Linked DNA regions of Homo sapiens: region 1 is linked to region 2. A link is a contact called in ENCODE Hi-C or POLR2A ChIA-PET data. All regions are on one chromosome and are shown on one strand. Each heading gives the region's core, a stretch centred on a gene start or an enhancer-like site at or near the end of the contact. The rest is flanking DNA. Distances are from core to core; before and after follow the strand shown.

Region 1 (5,524 bases), core at 756-3,255, 92 kb before region 2:
CTGGCACAGGGAGGAGGCTCAGGAGCAAGCTTCTCTCTCCTGGAGCGACGGCCCGGAGTGCAAACATACCCACCTCCAGTGGGTGCCAGCCCAAGTGTGAGCTTTATTGGCTCATTAGCCCGCACGGCATCAGCCTGGTTTTACAGATGAGAAAAGTGAGGGTCAGGAATGTGAAATGGCCCGCCCAAGGCACACTCCCTAAGTGGCAGAACCACGCGGAAAGCACAGCCCTGACTCCACCCCGGTCTGTTCAGCGCTGGCCCCACCGGCAGAGAAGCAAGCTGGTGCTAATAATTCCACCCCACGTGGAACCGGCGCCCAGAAGCCCCGCTGGATCTTTGCCGCCTCGTCTTTTGGTGATAGTTGTTGTCAGGGCTTCCCTTTAGGTGGGCGAAAATATCTGTTTACTCAGGAATGGAGCAATTTCCCAGGCGAGTCTCTAACTAGCTAAATGCCTGGTCCTGCCTCCGTCGCAGGGAAGCCGCCCACTGTGAAACACGAGCCACTCAGCAGGGAAATGTTTAAGCGGCACCCGCACCCGCTGCACACCGGGAGCAGCGGGGCGGGGGCGGGGGCGTTCCCGGTGATTCCACACCCCGGCCCAGCATGGTGCCTGTCCCAGAAGCCAGGCCACACCCAGTGAGGCGGAACAGGGCTGGCGGAGGGCTGGACCCTGGACCACTGTGCAGGCTGTCCCTGCACTGAGTCAGCCGGGTTTAAATGGACGAGGTCGTGGTCCACTCGGTCCAGGGTAGGTCAACAGGGCACCCACACCCTCTCAGCCATGCAGGGGACCCTGGGGGAAGAAGGCTGGATTGGACCGTGGTCTCAGGCAGGGGCGTGGTCTGGCCCCTTCATCCTGGGCGTGCAGGGCTGTTCCATGGGGATCGTCGCAGAGTAGAGTGCACAGTGCCGGTGTGAGCCCACAGGGACAGCATGGAGGAGGGGGAGGAGTAGGTCCCCCCTCAGCCTTTGCCCCCACCAATGCTGACAACGGTGGGGCCAGCAGGGCTTCGGCCCTGGCTGGTGGGGCACTGTGGGGTGGGCTCTTCCAGTGTGGAGATGACCTTGGGCAGGGGCTGCAGGTTCCATTCACCCTGCAAGGAAGGGGGCAGGAGGTAAACTGAGGCTGGAGGGGCAAGATGGGTGGCTGCTTCCCCAGCCACTTCCCAGCCACCTCTTGGATTCTTGCCCTCAAACTCAGCTTGTCTCAAACTGAACTCACTCTGCTCCCCCAAGTTGCTTTTTGGGGGTCCTCACCTCAGTAAATGCCCCCTCCCCTGGCTTCCCATTCACCTAGTCAGGAACCTGGGAGTCATCCAGGCCTCTCCCCGCCTCTGTCCCCACCCAATTTAATCATTCACCCTAGTGTAGCAACCAGAGCCCCTGGCTGCAGGCTCTGATATTTTTTAGCTATCTCTTCCCCTCAAGGCTACACCAAATGCCAAGTTTTCAACCCCATCAGACGTCCACCCCACACTATTCTCAGCAAGCCAGTATTAGCCCTTCCTTCCCTTGGTGCTGAGGATGTTTGACTTAGCAGTTAATCTGGCTCCCAAATGCTTCTGGGAAGGATCTTCCTGGATCTCCAGGCTGCGGCACCTTACGCGACTAACTCTGCATAGGCCCTGGCCTCCTGACCACAGCCCAGTGGGCCCAGGATAAATTAGATGCCTTCGAATACCAGTGGGTCTCAGATAAGGAGGAAAAAACCAGCTCGCAGCTTCAGACTGGTTCGTTTCTTACCTTCCCCTCCCCTGGTGCTTTATTTTTAGGCAGGTTAGTGCGCCCTGCTCACACCACCTGCATTTGGCATTCGGTACAGTGTGGAGGTGTCACCAGAGAGGGTGCCTGCCCTCCCTTCCTTGCCTCGTTATTGGTTCTCTCTCTCTCCCTCTCTCTCTCTCTCTCTCTCCTCTCTCTCTCCTCTCTCCCTCTCCCTCTCTCCCTCTCCCTCTCTCCTCTCTCTCCTCTCTCTCCTCTCTCTCCTCTCTCTCCTCTCTCCTCTCTCTCTGCTGGCTGGCTGGCTGTCTAGGCCTATGTGTCACCACCTGGCACTTGCTCTCATTGTCTTGTGCGAGTGCTTTTGCCAGCAGTTTGGAGTGCAGACCCATCACCCCTCACTGGGGCCCCCCATGAGGCCTGCCTGACTGCATGCCCCACCCGGGCCCATGGCAGCGCACCTGGAAGCGGACGGCTGAGGACTTGTTGCAGTGCATGGAGATGGGCGCGAAGCTGTACAGGGCCTTCAGTACGTCGCGGTTGAAGGAGTTCCAGGGAACAGAGGTGAACTGCTGAGACACGGACGCCTGAGGGCAGGTGCAGACATCCTCGTTGTTGAACCTGGTGGGGACAAGGAACAGCCAGGCTGGGGAGCAGCTGACGGGCAGGGAGCCCAGTGGGCACCAGCAACACCTCCCTGCAACTCGAGTCCTGTCCCTGGGGCAACCGTCCTGCCACCTCCTCCCCAGCCCCGCTGCCTCCGCCAGGCCACCCCAGATGCTGCCTTCACCGGCAACGGCCTCACCTCTCCTGTCACCTTGGCGGGTGGGTAATGGCTGCTGCAGGCTGGGTTGAGGAGGCTCTGAAGCCAAATCCAGACTCAGCAGGAAACGAGTGAGGGGAGGGGTGAGTGATGCCGCCACAGGTCTCTGCTCCTAGAACTTAGCCTGGACTCCTCCAATCTGCCCAGCCGCCTAACAGGCCCGAGGTTCTGTGTCGGGGTTCCCTGGGGGCAGGGAGCTTGTGCAGGGAGCCCTCACCTGTTGATGAGGTGGAAGTACTTCTGCAGGAAGCCGGCGTCCACAGCGCTCTTGCAGAGCTCCAGCTGCGTCTGGGGGTAGTAGTGCACGTAGTTGACACACATCTCCTCCAGGATCCCGAAGCCCCCCTGCAAGTTGGAGGAGACCCGTCAGCCCCGGGCCATGCCACGCAGACGCTGCCATCCAGCAGCTTTCGCCGCACCCACGTGTACACTGCGTCCACTCGTCTGTTCACTGCACCGTGCCAGGCATGCTCTGGGGAACCGAGTCCCTGCCCTCAAGGAATTGCCACCATTGGCAGGAGAGACAGGCAGTGAGTGAGTGAGTCAACCAGGAAATTCGTATCAGGTACTGATGATGCTGTGAGGAAAAATGAAACGGGACAAGCGGATGGGGTGTTATTGTGCCCATTTTATGGGTACAGAAACTGAGTCTCAGAGCAGGCAAGGGGATGCCCCGTGGTGGCCACAGCATCGGTGGCACAGCCTGAGTGCACCCAGCGTCCCGGCCATTGTCTGGAAGCTGTCCCCATGACCTCCAGCGAGAGCCTGGAGCCAAGGACTGCAAGGGAGGCCCTTTCCACTGCAGCCCCGCACCGTCCACCAGTCATTTCTCCAACGTGGCTCTGAGGGGAGCAGGGACTCTATAAGACAGGACCGTGACTAGAGGCCGCGACAACCTCCAGCCTCTCACGGCAACCCTACGGCCTGCCATCGCATGGGAGGGGCAGGGCAGGCACCCTCTGAGTCCCCACTGCCAGCTTTAAGCCCCTCGCTGGGTTGCTGCTCTTGGAGCTGGTGACCGTGGAGCCTCAGCCATAGGAGGAAGAACAGCAGCAGCTTGGAGGAGCTGGGGCTGGAGAGAGCAAAGCTCCCCCGGCAGCAGCTCAGATCCCAGCAGGTCAGGGGCCGGGACATGACGCCCTGGCCACCCTTGCCCCTCCAGGCTCCCCGCTGTTTGTGAAGCTGCTGTGGGCCTGGGGATTTCATCTGGCTGGTGGGGAAGAAAGGCAATCTTTACTCTATGGCAGAACAAAGGGACTGGGCAAAGCTTGGCGTGGCACTTACACCAGCTGCCGCCCCCTCCTCCCGTGCAGACAAAGAGCATGGGACAGTTCTGCCCAGAGACGAAACCTGGCACCTGTTGGCCAGGACGCGTTTTTGCCAGCATTGTTCTCTGGGCCGGATTCCTCCTTTCCCAGCTTTTCTCATCCATCCCGCCCCCGTCAGATCGGGACGATTGCCCTCCTGTGTGAGTTCCTGTCCCTCCCCACCCTCTGCCACCACAGACATCAAAAGGGAACTGAGTCCGACCCTGTGTAGAATCTGTTCTCCTCTTTCACCTGGGGAAGGAAATCGAATTTCAAAGGCCACTGTGTCTTGGATCAGCAGGCGAGGGCTTGTCAGAGTGTGAGAAGCTCAGGTCCACCTGGGGAGCTGCCCTCCCCTTTGATCCCACCTGGTGCTGTGATGTGGCCACTGCCAAGAGGACGACATGGGCCAGGGAAGCCACAGAACTGCCCACGGGGACGCTGGCACCGAGGGCCTCAACCTGCAGAACGGCCATCTGAGATGTCCGCGGTGCTCACCAGGCCTGGCAGCCCCGAACGCCCTGGGACGTGGCGTCAGTTCCGCCGCCGTGAAGCCAGATTGGGCAGGGAATATGCAGTCTCCTCGCTGGATGCCCGGCAAGACCCTCCCATCCCTGGCCCCGGGGCCGCGCCTGCAGAATGGGGCTGATGGTGGGGACTTGCCTGGGGTGCTCCACCTGCAGAGCCCTCTGTTTGCGAGCCCACTCAGTCACTGCACAGGTGCTTAGCCGAGAGGCGGCACAGTCGGGGTTGGCACCTGCACCCATACCAGCCCTGCCTCCTGTTCGCTGTGTGGCCTGAGTGGCTGGACCTCACTGTATCTCCTGGTGGGATTGCTCAGAGGTCTCAGCAAGGCTTGGTGTGGTTAGGATGAGTTATTAGAGCAGTGCTGAGCTGTGGCAAGCACCCGACATCAGCCACTGCTGTGATATACTGAGCACCTCCTCTAGAGAGAATAAAGGACTGACAAAGCTGTCCTGTCTCCACCCTGAGTTTGTGATCAGGAACCTAGGACACTTGTCACCTGAAATCCAAGGGAGACAGGAAGGGTGGGGTAACAGCTGTGAGGCACAAGACCCTGGGTCAAATCCCAGCTCAGCCATCTATCAGCTGTGTGACTTTGGTCAAGTGCCTGCCCTCTCTGAGCCTTTATGTCTCACCTGTGAAAATACAAACACTGGCTGGGTGCTATGGCTCATGCCTGTAATCCCAGCATGAGGGATTACATGAGGAGTTTGAGACCAGCCTGGCCAACATGGTGAAAATCCATCTCTACTAAAAATACAAAAATTAGCCAGGCGTGGTGGTGGGTGCCTGTAGTCCCAGCTATTCAGGAGGCTGAGGCAGGAGAATCGGTTGAACTCGGGAGGTGGAGGTTGCAGCAAGCTGAGAACACACAGCCTGGGTGACAGAGCGAGACTCCGTCTCAAAAAAAAATAAAATATAAAATAAAATAAAATAAACCACTGGCAGTCTGGGCTCAGTAAACATCAGGTGAATCCACATTGGATTAAAACACAAAGAATAGGGCTGTGACATGGACCTGAGTTCCTGGCGCTGAGGGATGTCAGGGTAGCTGTAACCCAGGTCTGCTCCACTTGAGCCACACAATTCACAGGATAATTATTGGAGACCACCATGGTTACCGAAGCAGCTGGCACGGATCCACTGG
Region 2 (5,564 bases), core at 1,079-3,578:
GCTGTGTCACACAGGTGGCTGTGCGCCCACAGGATTCTGGCAAGGGTGGAAGTGAGCAGAAGGCACATTTCTGGATCTGTGTCCAGAAAGGGGGCATGGCCAGCGTGCTGGGGAAAGACCTCTCCTTCCCCTTAGCTTGAGCTGGGAGGGGTTATGAGTGAGACCCGGAAGTCTTCCAGGCAGATAGACTTGGAATAAGAGGTCCAAAGCTGATGGGCTCTGAGGGGAAGGACAGGGCCTGCTGGACCCCACCCCCGGGCCAGCCTTAGCAGCATTCTGGGGACCTTGGGCATTCTGCCCTTCCCAGAAAGGAGCAAACGTGCAGGAAGTGGGAGGCCCCAGATGGAGGAGTCCAGAAAAGAAGAGGCAGTGTGGCCGTGTGCGGGGAGCAGGAGGGCTCAGCCTCCGAGGAGTGTGTGATCCTTGTCGGGGGAGGCCGGCACCCTCAGGCTCATCTGGGGACCCCACTTGTCACTAGGTGTAGGATGCACTCAGCTCAGACTGACTGCATCCACAAGGCAGGAGACGAGGCCCAAAGGTCAAGAAAATAGGCCTCCACCCACATCCAAGGGACAGCCAATAGGCATGGAATCTTGGGAATAATCCCTTGAGTTTATAAAAATCCTAGATGTGCCAAGTGGGCCTGGTGGGGCAAAGATACCGCTGTAATATAATGTTGAGAATGGTTTCTAAATCTGCGGTGGCAAGCATTAATTGAGCACCTACTGTCTACGAGGCACAGTGACAGATTAAATTGCAACTCCTGGGAAGACCCAGAAGGTCTCTGAGGGGTGAGGTCTGTATGCCCCTCCTCGAAGAGCCCCCACGGCCCTGCACACGAAGAACCTCTACGGGGCAGGGGGTAAGTCTGACTGCTCCTTTGGGCAGAGCCCCTCACGCCCCCTGCCGACCCCCTGCCCAGGGCCCCTGGTGGCAGGTACCTGGGCTGGCACTCCCTCCCAGCGCAGAACTCGTGGACAGGCTCGGGACGGGTCAGGGCGTCACAGTAGCTGTCATCCACCTCGACGCCATCATAGCGGACACACATGGCGTACGCAGACATGACCCCTGGGTTGGGGACAGGGGTGGGTCTGTGAGCCATGCCGGCACCTTGGAGCCCAGCAGACAGGCCTCAGGACTTGGGGCAAGTCACCTGACCTCTCAGCTCAGCTTTCTGGCTTGGGGATCAGTCACAGCTTGTGCAACTGTGGCATGAGGGCAGCACTGTGGGTCTGAGCTGTGCGGGTCTGAGCTCTTCTCTTTGCACCCCCACCCCGCCCCACCCAACCCAGCTGGGCTCCCAGTTCCCATGTCACGGAGTCCGGGCTTTGAGTCTGCTCCAGCTGGCCCCCGTGGAGGTGCAGAGGCAAACACAGTCAGGTGTCCCCCATCGCCAGGCGTTCAGCAACCACCCATCCCTGGGTGGACAGGCAGGCGGGAGTGACATCTGACGGCTCCAGCCCCGTCAGCCTCCTCAGAGGTCATGGTGGGGGTTCGGGCGCGCCCTGCCCTCTGTGGCATGCCCCAGTCCTTAGCAAGCATCCTCTTGAACTTTCTTTTTTTGAGATGGAGCCTCACTCCGTGGCCCAGGCTGTAGTGCAATGGTGCAATCTCAGCTCACTGCAACCTCCCCCTCCTGGGTTCAAGCAATTCTCCTGCCTCAGCCTCCCGAGTAGCTGGGATTACAGGCATGTGCCACCACACCCGGCTAATTTTTGTATTTTTATGGAAATTGGGTTTCACCATGTTGGCCAGGCTGGTCTTGAACTTCTGACCTCAGGTGATCCGCCCGCCTTGGCCTCCCAAAGTGCTGGGATTACATGCGTGAGCCACCGCGCCAGGCCTGAACTTTCTTTAATCATCACTGTGTGCCTGTCTTTGTTGGTGCCCCGTACTCTGTAATCCCACTGGGGGACAGTGGGTGACAGGCAGCCCTCACCTAGCAGTGCCACTTCCTTGACCACATCTCCACCTTCTGCTTCTTTCGTCCTCGCCCCTGCACCCTTGCCTGGTACCGAACTGCCACACAGGCCCAGCTCCCTGCCCAGGAGCAGGATGATTCTGGGAGAGCCGGCAGCAGTGGGAACGGCCTTGGGGTGGGGTTAGGGTTTGCTGCTTCTGCTGTGGCTGTGTGTGTGTGTGTGTGTGTGTGTGTGTGTGTGTGGCCACGGGAGACAGACCCAGCCTTCCGGGATGACGGGCATCATGGAACGGTCTTGGCTGCAGCTGCCAGTTCCCCCAGAAGGAAATCGGTTTCCCCATATCCAGAGAACCCAGCCGCCCGGCGGCGTGTGTCTGCAGGCCAGCGGCTCCTGCCTCTCCAAGCCCCAGCGCTGGATGGAACGAAACAGCCTGGGAAGCAGCCGACAAGGGGATTTTTTCTTTTTTCCGTAAAGGACGAGCCAGGCTGCAATCACGGTTCCTCTCCCGCCAGAGCTGGGCCGTGCAGCCTTTAGCCTTCTCTGAGGGGGAGGCTGGCTTCCCGGCCAGGTCTGCTTGGAATGTTCCAAGCCTCAGAGACACCCGCTCTGGGGCCCAGGGAGGTGCGGGGCTGGGGACTTGCAGACCATCGCCAAGTGCCTGGTTATTCATTCGCTCCTCGTCACGGAGTGGAAACGCGGCAGGCCTTGGTCAAGAGAGACTGGAATCCAAGTCCCAGCTCAGTGCCTCCCTGGGGTGACGTGACCGTGACCAGACTCCAGGCCTCAGCATGCTCCTTCCCGAAATGGGAACCTTCCAGAGAGCCTGTGAGAATCAAATGCCAGGACGTTTTTTCTGGGCACCCTCTTCATGACACCCATCTCGAAAACGGTGCTTTTCAAACCCCCTGAGCCACGGAGCCCCTCCTTGAAACAAAAGAAAGGGGAGGATGAAGCCTGGGGGCCGCAGGATCCACTGTCCTCACCACGGTGCCCTGGAGCGCCGAAGGGCAGCAGAAACTTCCACCTATGACCTGAGCCGAGGCCAAACTCACGCTCCTCTGTTGCTATGGCTCCAAAAGAGTGTCTTCGAAGAAAAATCTAAAAACAAGCTTCCCCACCGCGGCCAAAGCTCAGGGCAGGCTGATCTGCCCCACTGATAGAACTGCCCTGTGCCTGGGTTCTTGCGAGGCACAGGATGGAGGGTGGGCCAATGACCATCCATGGGACATCCGCACGGACACAACCTATGCAAAGGGTGGACCCTGACTCTGTTATTTCTGCCCAGTGCCATTCAGCACCTCCCACAGTGACAGGGAACTCTCCCTCCCTCCTGCCCTCCCTTTCTCTCTCTCTCTCTCACCCTCTCTCTCTCTCCTTCTCTCTCTCTCCCTCTCCCTCTCTCTCTCCCTCTCCCTCTCTCTCTCCCTCTCTCCCTCTCTCCCTCTCTCTCTCTCTCCCTCTCTCTCTCTCTCTCCCTCTCTCTCCCCCTCTCTCTCTCCTTCTCTCTCCCTCTCCCTCTCTCTCTCCCTCTCCCTCTCTCCCTCTCTGTCTCTCTCTCTCTCCCTCTCCCTCTCTCTCTCCCTCTCTGTCTCCCTCTCTCTCTCCCTCTCTCTCTCTCCCTCTCTCCCTCTCTCTCCCTCTCTCTCTCCCTCTCTCTCTCCCTCTCTCTCTCCCTCTCTCTCTCCCTCTCTCTCTCCCTCTCTCTCCCTCTCTCTCCCTCTCTCTCTCCCTCTCTCTTTCTCTCTCTTTCTCTCTCTCCCTCTCTCTTTCTCTCTCTCTCCCTCTCTCTCCCTCTCTCTCTCCCTCTTTCTCTCTCTCTCCCTCTCTCTCTCCCTCTTTCTCTCTCTCTCTCCCTCTCTCTCCCTCTCCCTCTCTCTCTCTCCCTCTCTCTCTCTCTCCCTCTCTCTCTCTCTCCCTTTCTCTCTGTCTCTCTCCCCCTTTCTCTCTCTCTCTCTCTCTCTCCCCCTTTTTCTCTCTCTCTCTCTCTCCCTCTCTCTCTCTCTCCCTTTCTCTCTGTCTCTCTCCCCCTTTCTCTCTCTCTGTCTCTCTCCCCCTTTCTCTCTCTCTCTCTCTCTCCCTTCTCTCTCTCTCTCCCTCTCTCTCTCTCTCTCCCTCTCTCTCTCCCTCTCTCTCTCTCTCTCTCCCTCTCTCTCTCTCTCTCTCCCTCTCTCTCTCTCCCCTTCTCTCTCTCTCTCCCTCTCTCTCTCTCTCTCTCTCCCTCTCTCTCTCTCTCTCTCCCTCTCTCTCTCTCTCTCTCTCTCTCCCCCTTTCTCTCTCTCTCTCTCTGTCTCTCAGGGTGGCTCATTTCCATTTCTGAACAACCTCCTGTAAAGCAGAGTTTCCTTCTTCCAAAGCCAAAACCTGTCTTTCTGATTTCCTGTTGTCCTTTGCCCCACTGCACCTTGGGCCACGCTGCACAGACCCAGTCCAGCCCCCTCCCTGCCATTCTCTGGGTGTTGGGAGACAGTGCTGTGTCCTCCCTGGGGACATCTTCCACGCAGGGCTGCCCATCAGGCCCCTTGCCAGCGAGGCTGCCTCACCCTGCAGACGTCTCGAGCGACGTCCCCTCTCCAGCCAGCGATGTGTCTGGGAGGAATCACAGATGTTTGCAGACACTTAGTGACAACGCCCACAGGCTTGACACTTACTGACAACGCCCACACGCTTGGAGTCCCCTGGCCAGGAAGAGTGGAGGAACTCAGGGCAGGTCCGCAAAGGACTTGGCAAAGCAGACACCCTGCTGACACCCCACCACCATGCTCAGCTCCGCTAGGGGTCTGCCCGGAAGGCAGGTCACATGGCTCACTTCCAAGGCCAGCTGCTCCTGGGTATGGTGGAAGCCGCACCCTGCATCAGGTGGTGGCAGCCACCCTCAGAACGGCAGCATCCATTGACCTCTGACCATGAGAGGCTATTCCTTGTTTCATGTGGATCCCCACAACCCACCTTTGAGATAAGCAGGCGTCCCAGTTCACCTGTGGAAAACAGTGGCTCGGAAGGCTTTGGCAATTTGCCCAGGGCCCATGGTGTGGTCAACCAGGCGGTGCAAGCCTGGCCAAGCCGGTGCCCACCACGCCGCCCACAGCGGTGCGAGCCTGGCCAAGCCAGGTGCCCACCACGCCGCCCACAGCGGTGCGAGCCTGGCCAAGCCGGTGCCCACCACGCCGCCCACAGCGGTGCAAGCCTGGCCAAGCCGGGTGCCCACCACGCCTCCCACAGCGGTGCGAGCCTGGCCAAGCCGGGTGCCCACCACGCCGCCCACAGCGGTGCGAGCCTGGCCAAGCCGGTGCCCACCACGCCGCCCACAGCGGTGCGAGCCTGGCCAAGCCGGTGCCCACCACGCCGCCCACGGCGGTGCGAGCCTGGCCAAGTCGGGTGCCCACCACGCCGCCCACGGCGGTGCGAGCCTGGCCAAGCCGGTGCCCGCCACGCCGCCCACGGCGGTGCGAACCGGGCCCAGCCGGGTGCCCGCCACGCCGCCCACGGCGGTGCGAGCCGGGCCCAGCAGGGTGCCCGCCACGCCGCCCACGGCGGTGCGAGCCGGGCCCAGCCGGGTGCCCGCCACGCCGCCCACGGCGGTGCGAGCCTGGCCGAGCCGGGTGCCCGCCACGCCGCCCACGGCGGTGCGAGCCTGGCCGAGCC

What was found. A loop is a pair of places that touch in the nucleus more often than their neighbours do. ChIA-PET counts read pairs that join two places held with the same protein, here RNA polymerase II (POLR2A). Pooled maps may share reads with other maps.
Region 1: a loop to region 2 is called in a map of cardiac septum, with 5 times the contacts of the local background. The contact joins the promoter of DBH-AS1 here to the enhancer-like site in region 2. A Hi-C loop is called at or near these places in 2 of 168 maps with a recorded cell type or tissue (cardiac septum and thyroid gland) and 1 of 50 pooled maps. POLR2A ChIA-PET finds 5 or more read pairs at or near these places in 1 of 52 experiments (H1).

The regions. Positions count from the first base shown.
Region 1 is chr9:133,653,889-133,659,412 of GRCh38, reverse strand. It overlaps DBH-AS1 (DBH antisense RNA 1), which reads left to right and starts at 2,005. Exons shown (of 2, transcript NR_102735.1): 1 at 2,005-2,286; 2 at 2,876-4,826. It overlaps DBH (dopamine beta-hydroxylase), which reads right to left. Exons shown (of 12, transcript NM_000787.4): 10 at 2,763-2,890; 11 at 2,184-2,343; 12 at 84-1,097. The coding sequence ends at 966. RefSeq lists an enhancer at 4,131-4,930.
Region 2 is chr9:133,562,440-133,568,003 of GRCh38, reverse strand. It overlaps ADAMTSL2 (ADAMTS like 2), which reads right to left. Exons shown (of 19, transcript NM_014694.4): 13 at 942-1,068. Among named protein-coding and RNA genes, the nearest start is that of ADAMTSL2, 31 kb to the right of the region's middle. Within about 2 kb of position 2,328, at least 9 of the 41 ENCODE cell types and tissues checked have a DNase peak (open chromatin) inside an H3K27ac peak, as active enhancers do.